2 separate regions of the Homo sapiens genome follow, and region 2 is linked to region 1. The links are chromatin loops, found by intact Hi-C in ENCODE. Cell type or tissue: A673. All regions are shown on one strand.

Region 1 (5,000 bases):
CTTACTTCTGACAGTTTTTGTAATCAAAACTCTTTTTTTGCTGAAAAGCAAAAAGAGCTGGGGGACCAGAAAGCTTCAGGGTAGGCTGCAGGAGCCAAGCAGTTTAAGGAGGGGACACATGGTATGCCAAGGGCCTTGCATTTCCTGTGTGAGAGGAGCCAGATTGGACTCATCTCAACCACTAGCTAGTGGTCACTGAGAAGAGAGGGTCGAAGATCCAGAGCAGAGATGAGTGGAGAGCTGCAATGCCAAGCATGAGGACCTAGGAACTTGCTGTGTTTTTCTTGTCAGTTTCAGTGGTCCGGTTGCTGAGGTCTTGGCTGTTGATTGCTCTAGCTGGGATGTGTCTGGAAAAGACCATGCATAGAAATGTACGGTCCTTGCTTTGAGAAGGTAACATTCTGGGACTAAAACCTGGGTGCAAGGGAAGTGCACTGAGCATCAGGAGACATGCTGTGTGAACACATGACAGGTCCTTTTCTCTTCCCCAGAGTACATTCCCCCGGTATGTACATTGAGGGAGGAGGAGAGGACTAGGTTCCCTGAGCTCAGATGGGAGGAAGAAGTGTAGTAGTAGGGACATTTAGGGATCACTCTGGCTTCCCCTGCATTTGTTTCTCCCCTTCCAACTTGACTTTGAGGAGCAGACACAGCTTCCTTATTCCCGCCTAGTAAAAGTTAACTTGCCACAGATTTAGAGCTGAATTTCAGTACTGCATGTGCTAGTTCAGCACAGTGACTAACAGTACAGTCCCTGAAGTACAATTGACCTGAGTTCAATTCCTACCCTTACTACTTTTTTGATGTGCAGCTCTGGGCAACTCAATTATCCTTGATTTTCGTTTTGTCAGACATGGATGTAATAATACTACCAATTCACAGGGTTGCTAAAGGAACTGAAGTAGATCATCCATGTAAAGCAGCTGTCACAGAATCTGGTGTATAGTAGGTTCTCAGTAAACTTTCCTCATTTTCTATTCCTTTCTGCCTTCCTGATGGTCCCACATCTCCTTGCCTGTCCCTCATTGTAGCACTCAGTATATTGTCTTCCTTATTCGTCTAAACAATTCAAGGTCAGAGATCCTGTGTTGGGCATTTTTTGGTGTCTTCCTTCCTGTGCTCCGTTGCCATGTCTCATATACTGCCAGCTCACTATTGGTTCACACACATTTCTAGGCACAGAAAAAAAAATTCACAGAGAAAAAAAATTCACAGAGCAGCTAGCTCTTCCTTCAGGCCTTTGACTGACATTTTAAGGATGGCAGAAAACACAGCAAAATAGTTGTTTTTAGAGTTTCTTGGAAATTCACAGAGGTTCCATGCTGGATTTGAATTCACCTCTAAATGTCTATTCAGCACCAAGTTCAGAAAATTGCAAGCCACTTGGGAGAATATGCCAAGTGGCATGCAGAAAATTGCATGCCACTTGGAATTCAGCGACATACACTATAGGTGATGCTCAAAGGGTGGGGAGGTGGGAAAGGGGTGAGGTTGGCAGGGAAAACCCTGAGGCAGTAGTGATCAATGCACATGATATGTAATGTGACCAAGAGTCAAACCAGGATGCTAGGTATGTTCCTCAGGCAGCATGGGATTAGGTACCAAGCCAGTAAATGGCATACTAGGTGCACAGACAGGGTTGTTTCTCATCGCACCCATCCCCTGCCTCTGTGTACCTTTTGCTCAACTCCTTCGATGTGGCTCCAGTATAGGTCCCTTGTCACTATGCACCATTACACTTCAGGAAAAGAAGCCTTACTGCAGCTTGTGGTGCCCAAGGAAGGCTTCACAGATAACAGAGGTATAATTCAGCTTGGAAGTAGGTAAAGGACTGGAATTAGATCAAGAGAAAGAAGGAGGGTGTTCCAGATGGAGTATATAGTGGACATCACCTGGAGCCAGAAATATGGATGGCATGTTGGGGAAGGAGGATTAGGAGGAGGGACAGAACTGTGAGTTCAACAGGATGACTGGAGTGGGAAATTTACACCCCAGACTGACAATGTAATGTACAATTGTCCCCCAGGCAGCCTGGTATTCCTGAAGGCTGCGGTCTGACAAAGGGCTGGGGTAGGGGAATTGCAATTAGCTAAGAGCAAATGGTTATTTCTAAAAGCATTTCTAGGGCTCCCCATTTCAGTTAGAAACATATGGCACTGGCAAGGGTCCTTGCTTTATTTGGGCCCGTTGCTTAGCCTTCCCTGGCCACAAATTGCTATGGAAAAAAGCAGAAAGGCAGCTGTCCTGCCTGAAGGAGCAATCATTAGCTAATGCTGCCATCTCCAGGAGCCTGCCTGCTAATAGCCAGCACACAGCAGTCCTGCTTCAAACTGGCTGCCCAGGCAGACTCCTCCCACCCCCACCGCAGTTCCCAGTGACTAGTTTGGCTTCTCCAGCCTGAAATTTGACTGGACAGCTGGAGAGAGGGAGAAACTGCCCAGGGCTTCTGGAATCCTTGACTGCCAGCTGCCTTCTCTTTTCTCTGGTTTGACAGGAATTGTAGCAAAGGTTTTCATCTGGAGGATGAGAAACTCCTTTTGTTAGTTTGCTAGAGCTGCCATAACAAAATACGGGGTGACTTAAACAACACTAACTTATTTTCTCACAGTTCTGGAGGCTAGAAGTCCAAGTTCAAGGTTTGGTTTCTTCTGAGGCCTCTCTCCTTGGCTTACAGATGGACACCTTTTCCTTGTGTTCTCAGACAGACGTTTCTTTGTGCATGCATCCCTGGTGTCTCTTTGTATGTCCTAATATCTTCTTCTTATAAGGACACCAATCAGATTGAAGTAGAGCCCATCCTAACAGCCTCATTTTAACTTAATCACCTCTATAAAGACCTTATCTCCAAATATAGTCACATTGTGAGGTATTGGGGGTATTTCAACCTATGAATTTTGTGAGGACACAATTCAATCCATAACACACTGCATACAGTTATCAGAGAGCCCTGATTCTTTTCCTCTCTGAACCTTTGTCTCCCCATCATTACAATAATGGGTTAGAGCAAGAAGCTTGGAGTTCTTGTCAAACAACAAGTTTTGCAGAAAAGAAATGCAAGTTTGTGATGACTTGCTAATGAATGGTGTTTCACAGTTCAGGGTGATTTCTTATTCTGAGAATAAACTAATGTAATTTCATTATAGAGTTTGAACTTGCTATATATTTTCATGTATTTGTTATTTAATAACCATGTTTATTGCCTTATGCAGGCCACATACTAGGCTAAATGTGAGAAAGAAAAAGCTGAATGCATTAGATCATATTTTTGAATTAGTTCTTATTATAAGTTTAGACATGTATTCCACAAGAAATTGTTGGACCTTGAAGTGTAAAAATCAAAACCAATATTGAGTTTATAACCATTCCTCTAACTATTAACAATTGGTTTGTAAGTATAGACTTTGATTAACTTAATTCCCTATAGAGAATTCTCTGGTTGGTTTATTGATTGATTGATTCCTGAATTCCAATAGTATTTTTAATATCCACAATGTGCAAGGCATGGAGTTAGGTGCTAGGGATATGGTGGTGAGTGAAACCAGGAAGATTACTGCCCTCATAAAACTTACTGTCTAGATTGAATCTGAGGCTACTTGTTTATTTCATGAAATGTGATGAGTGTATAGTAAAAGATATGTTGGAGGCTTCTAAGATCACCCCCAGGTTTGATGATTCACTCTGGAACTTGTTGGGCTCAGCACATAGTCATGCTCCTGGCTAAGATTTATTACAGCAATAGGACACACAGCAAAATTAACAAAGGGGAAAGGTGCATGGAGAGAAGTCTGGAGGAAACTACACACAGACTTCCAAGAGTCCGCTCCCAGTGCAATCACACAGGACGTGCTTATTTTCCCCAGCAACAAGTATGACAGCACACATGAAATATTGTCTACCAGAGAAGCTCATTAGAGAATCAGTGCCTACGGTTTTTGCTGGGGACTGATCACATAGGCATCTTCTGCCTGGGATGTACCAAAATTCTAGATGCCCAGAAGGGAAACAGGTAGGGGTTTGGCATAAACCACATTGTTTGTGCAAAACTATTTAAACATAGTGAGGCACTTTTACCATTTAGCAAGTTTTGTATCAGTGTAAAGAACTTTTGCCAGCCAAGTTCCCAGACACCAGCCAAGGGCCAAATGTTGAAGCAGTCCTTTCTAAGGACAGAAGTCTCAGGTCCTGAGACTGGTGAAGTAATGTGAGTGGGGCTAGTATTCTGGAAATTAAGATTCCCAATGGCAGCAGCAAAAGATGCAAAAGCCTAGTGGGAGAGAGAGCCTGACTTACTCATGAAGCTGAAAGTAGTTTGGTATGCCCAAGAGAAGGTGAGGGAGTCAAGGTAATCAAATGGACACTCTTTGTGATACTCATATCCATTTATTTTTTCAAAAAATGTGCATTGGGTGTTATATAAGGAACTGAGGACATAACAGGGAATCAAACAAATATTCATGTCCTTATGGAGCCTCCATTTTAGTGCACTTTATATGCATACACTGAATTATGTCACATCCATTTTACTGGAAATTCTCCAGTCTCGAGCAAAACATCAACATTTACATATATTTCGCACACTCCTTGATAAGAAGAAACACAAGAAGATGCCTTCTACTCAAAATTCCAGTTAAGACTGTGTATTAGTAACCTGTGTGTATTAAATGCTGATAAAGTTGATTCTACTTGGAAACTATTTGTTACCACTATGATCAGAGGCCTTGGCATTTTGTCAGTTGTGAGTCCCATGATCAGAAACCCATTTATGTGCTGGTAGTGTGATTTTTTTGTTGTTGTTGATAACCATAATGAAGAACAACCTGTTAGCTATTTAGAGAGCAGTAAGACACAACCAGTTCAGTAAAGAGATCAATCAGCTTTATTCAAACAAAAGAGCATCATTAGAAGCCTAGCATCAGATCAATTTTGATTAAGTCAACAAGAATGCTGCCATTTAGTAGACTAGAACTATTCTTGTTAACTGTCAAGTGTAGTCAGCCAGG
Region 2 (5,000 bases), 1.0 Mb before region 1:
AGTGTCAAATGGCCTAAAGCTGCTCGAGCTCATAGAACCCTTGCGCTGCTAGTCAGGGTTTCATACATGAAAGAATTTCACCGTCTTCTCATTGAACTCCTAGACCACAAACCCCAGGTTTCTGAGTTCCCTTAATATAGCACCTAGTCTAGCGTCATACACAATTAAGCACTTACTGAGTGACTTAATTATTTTTAAGTTGAGTTTTTTTCTTCAGATAATTTTTACCTTGTAATGATTGAAATAATGATTCTATTTAATTGTTGTATACTGTATTACGAATAGGGAGTTACCAGTTAAACTTAGTTAAATTATTTGGTAAGTCTCAGTGTCACTGTTAAAGAAAGCTCTTTTGGTTTTTAAAAAAGGAAAACTAATTGATAGAATTGAACTATAACATTAAACCAAGTTGAAACTGTGAAGATAAATCAGGGAGTCATTTATTCTAGAAAATGCTCACCATATAGAGATACTCTCTTTTAGGTATTAAAGGCAAAGAAGGTCGCCAAGCAGCTAGGAATAGCGATTATTCTGTTCCAAAGTTTAAACACTTAAAGAAACTGCTGTTGGCTCATGGACATCTATATTATGTGAGAATAGCACACCTTGTACAGTACTTCTTCTATAAGGTATGTGATAAAATATATGTAATTTAATTTCTTTTTAATCCAGCATTGGCTCAGCTTGGTCATGGTTTTGTTCTTCCTTTTTTTTTTTTAATGCTGCTTTTGATATCTCATACTGAAATTTGCAGTCAACAAAGCAGAGGTGGTCTATTGGATGAATCAGAAACCAGAAATGCCTTTTGATGCAAAATTTTTGATAGGAATTTTTAAGCCCTCCTTATTGAAATGTAAATTAAATACAATAAAGTGTATTCATCAAAAGTGTACAGTTCCATGAGTTTTGCCAAATGTATACATCCATGTAACCATTACACCAATCAAAAAATAGAACATTTTGGCTTGGTAGTGGCTCATTCCTGTAATCCTAGTGCTTTTGGAGGCCAAGGCGGGAGGATCACTTGAGGTCAGGATTTTGAGACCAGCCTGGGCAATAATATGAGACCTTGTCTCTACAAAAATAAAAATTTTCTAAAATGAAATTTTTGCAGTCATTTCTAATTGTCTATAAGCATGTCAACCAAGAGAACCAGTGGTAACACTTTGATATGTGACCTTGCTGGTCTTTTGTCTGTACAAATTAACATATGTACTTTTTTTATACTTTTATACACTATACACTACATTGAGGTTTTTACAATTTTTTTGAGATATAATTTAACAAAATTCACCTTTTTTTAAAGAAAAATTTTCTTAAAGACAGAGTCTCACTCTGTTGCTCAGGCTGGAGTGCAGTGGCGCGATCTCGGCTCACTGTAGCCTCTGCCTCCTGGGTTCAAATGATGCTCATGCCTCAGCTTCCCGAGTAGCACATGCCACCACACCTGGCTGATTTTTGTGTTTTTAATAGAGACAGGGTTTCACCATGTTGGCCAGGCCGGCCTCAAACTCCTGACCTCAAGTGATCTGCCCCCCTCAGCCTCTCAAAGTGCTGGGATTACAAGCTTGAGCCACCATGCTTGGCCTAAAATTCACCATTTTAAAGTGTATAATTCAGTTACTTATAATGTGTTCACTATGATGTGCAACCATCATCATTGTCTAATTCTAAAACTTTTCTATCATTTCCAAAAGAAACCTTGTACGTATTGGTATAATACATATTGCTTTGCACTTTGCCTTTTTCACTTAATTTATGTTGTGAACATTTTTCTCACCCAATTTAATATTCTTCCAAAACATGATAATTGTGCAACATTGCAAATCCCCAATATTGGACACTGAAGTAGTTTCCTCAACAATACCTTGGTTTCCGTTTTATCACCAAGCATTAGCGTATACGTTAGACTGAGTCTGCATACTTGTTATTGTCTACCAGGGAATAGAATTTACCAAATTTCTTAATTAGATTCTAGTTTGTAGGTAGAGTATTTAGTGCATCTTCCAACTACTCAAATCATATAGTATTTAGTATATAATTCAAGTAGTTATGATATTTGAATTTCATACCCTATATTTTATAAGAGTTAAAGCTCAGCACCTGATTTTGTGTGTCAGTTGTCTATAGTCAACCCTAGGTCTTTCTTACTAACTTTATATTTAAAGAAAATACATATTTATAAAACTATGAACCCAGTTTCACAAATTTTCTAAGACCCTGGTAGCCAGTATCTGCTGGTAGCCAGGCCAAACACTGTGGAGGAGGAAAATGATGATAATGATGATGGTAACCCAATATGTGTAAGGTATTTTGTGAGTTCACAAAATCACTTTTTAAAAAATGTAATCCTCACAAACATCCTATGAGTCAAGTAGTAGTATCTCCATTTAAAATACATGGAAAGTAGAGCTCAGAGAGATGGTATAACTTGCCTTTGGCTTTCCATCCAGGAGGTGACAGAGCTAGATGTTCCACCATAGATTCATTTACTCCAAATCCAGGACTTTTTATGTGTCACAGTTAGGGTCTTTTGGGCCTTGCACCCAGTAACAGCAGCTCATGGAAATAAAGGGTTATTCTCTCTTGACCTTCACCTAGTAGGAGATCCCTTGAAGATTTGTCATACAGATCTGCCTAGTAATCTGAACCTATTTCAGAGGCTTATTTTGCCTCTTTTGAGTTTTGGCCTGCAATTTAAGCAACTGCCACCAGATGGAAGGAATGCTCTGTTAAGGAGAGCAAAACAAGCGTTAAAATGGCAAATGTTGACCAGTGGTTATTTATGTAGATGATATCCTCTGTCTTCGTTAGTATCTCTAGGCCCATTATCATCTTGGTTACTGACTCAGCAGTATTTCTTTTTTATTACTATCTTTTGTGCGAAGAGGATTTCTAAAATTTTCAACTCTATTTGGCTGAGCTGAGAAGTCTTTCCATCCTCTCGCCATTGCATCTTCAAATTGTTATTGCCCACTCCCGGAGTACTTCAGTGACAGGTCTTCCTGCCTTCTGTTTCTCCATTTAATCCTCCTTACATAATTCAACTAGATTAGTGTTTAAAGAATGCCACTTTTCAACTTGTCCCTTAGAACCTTTACTCTCCACCGTCTCAGCTTTAGTCTGGCTTTTAATGCACCCCACAGTGTGACCCTGTCTTACCATATAAGTTTAAAATATATACATTCTTGCCTTGGTTCCTGCCATCAACATGTCCTATTCATCTTTATTCATAGTTCGAGTTCTAAGTTGTTTATTCAATCGGTGAACAAATATATTTTAAATGTGTTACCATGTGCCAAGGCCTGTTTTAGGTGCTTGAGGATACACCATGGAATAAGACAGGCAGTGTCCCTTTTCTCATGAGACTTACATTCTGGTGGGTGAGGTAGATACCTGCTCTCCCTTCTCAATGGAGCATCCCCATGATCCCCACTGAGCTCTACCTGCTTCAACCTCAGAACACTTATTTTTTTCATAAACTGTGACTCTAGGAATACTATGGACTATATTTTGCATTGTACCAGAACTGATAATGTATAAATGAGTGTTGCTTTTCCAGGTGATGACCTTGGGAGCTCTGACTCATGCTGCAGGGGCAATTCAAAACCTGTTGAGCTCATTTCTTTAGAAACATCCTCCAGAGCCAGTAGTACATTGATCGAAATATCCTCAGCTGTGGTAGATGTTCATCTTTTGAGGTTGCATTTGATTTTTAAAAACAGTCTCAAGTCTCCTAGAGCTAATTCTGGAGAAATTAGCTGACAGAAGGGAGGAGACTGGTTTTCTGGCATGACTGGAAAGTGGGCTCTTGAAGGGGCTTCTTGAAGAGAAGTTCAGAGACATCATGACCAAGTAACAGTAAAAAAGCTCACAGCCTGCTTTGAAGGATAGCACTTATTTGAAAATTCTCGTGCTGGTAGTTTTGCTTAAAGACATTACTTTCAGTATTTTATAATCACACTTAGTAGCTTTTACTACCTTATGAATTCCCAGCTTGTGTTTCTTTTCTGCTTGTCTTTTTAGTATTTCTCAAATTAAATAATAAGTCCCTTAGGACAGTGGTCCCCAACCTTTTTGGCACCAGAGACCTCGGGCCCTAATGCTCACTTGCCTGCCACTCACCTCCTGCTGTGCAGCCTCGGGGGAGGGGCGGGGGAGCCCTGACTTAGGAAAAAGAAGTTGACTCTTTTTTTGTTATCATCTGTGTGCCACCTTTGTGTGTAGTAGATGCTCAGTAATGATATGTTGATTGTTTGATGAGGTAGTAATAAAGGCATTAAAGCGTTAGTTGATATTGTTAGTGTCAACATAATCTATAATAATTTCCCAACTATTTATTGGCATTAATTGACTTTAAATGTACACTTACAGCATTGTCAGTCTACTATATGATTTGCAAATCTAATTGGTGTTAAAGATACAGTATCATTAGGTGTTCATATTGGAGGAGCTCATTTATTTCCTGGAAGAAGGACAGCAACAGATTCTCATAAAGTAAATAAGATCCTCTTCTGCCTTGATAGGGCAAAAGTTGGCCTTAATATGAATTAATCATTGTTTTAGTTGTTTCCTTATGTCTGTGGAATAGAGGTTTATTGCATTCTGACATTAGAAGGATTTAGGAATAATTATAAACTATTTGGAATATAGTTTCCCATTTTAGTTTAGCAAGTTGATTAAGTGAAAATGTTAATCCTTGTCTTAATTTTTTTTTTTCAGAACCTTTGTTTCATTTTGCCACAGTTTTTGTACCAGTTCTTCTGTGGATTCTCACAACAGGTTTGTTTCTCAAGTTATTCGTTATAATATAGTTTACATTTGCTGTTAATAAATTACCCTTATATATTAGATTTCTAGAGATTAGAGATGTATGTACAAAGTAAAATGATCTCTTGGTTTTGACAACAGCAAATGTTTATGTCTTTGCTTTTCTAGTTTTCTTATTGTTACCTTCATTTTGAAATGCTTTTGGTACATCCTGTTGGAGTTGTGATAAC

The links. A loop is a pair of places that touch in the nucleus more often than their neighbours do. Peaks named below come from ENCODE experiments on the same cell type or tissue, not always from the same donor. Only the 100,000 strongest peaks of a DNase experiment are listed, where the experiment ranks them.
Region 2: a loop joins it to region 1, with 7 times the contacts of the local background. A loop is called at or near these places in 1 of 110 quality-filtered maps.

What each region holds. Positions count from the first base shown.
Region 1 is chrX:138,753,737-138,758,736 of GRCh38, reverse strand. It overlaps a transcript of FGF13 not described here. Among named protein-coding and RNA genes, the nearest start is that of FGF13-AS1, 44 kb to the right of the region's middle. In A673, a CTCF peak has its summit at 2,288 (motif pointing left); a DNase peak (open chromatin) is centred at 2,286.
Region 2 is chrX:139,757,590-139,762,589 of GRCh38, reverse strand. ATP11C (ATPase phospholipid transporting 11C (ATP11C blood group)) reads left to right here. Exons shown (of 30, transcript NM_001353812.2): 22 at 484-629; 23 at 4,723-4,782. Among named protein-coding and RNA genes, the nearest start is that of MCF2, 52 kb to the right of the region's middle. In A673, a CTCF peak has its summit at 2,697 (motif pointing right); a DNase peak (open chromatin) is centred at 2,719; H3K27ac peaks cover 1,287 bases.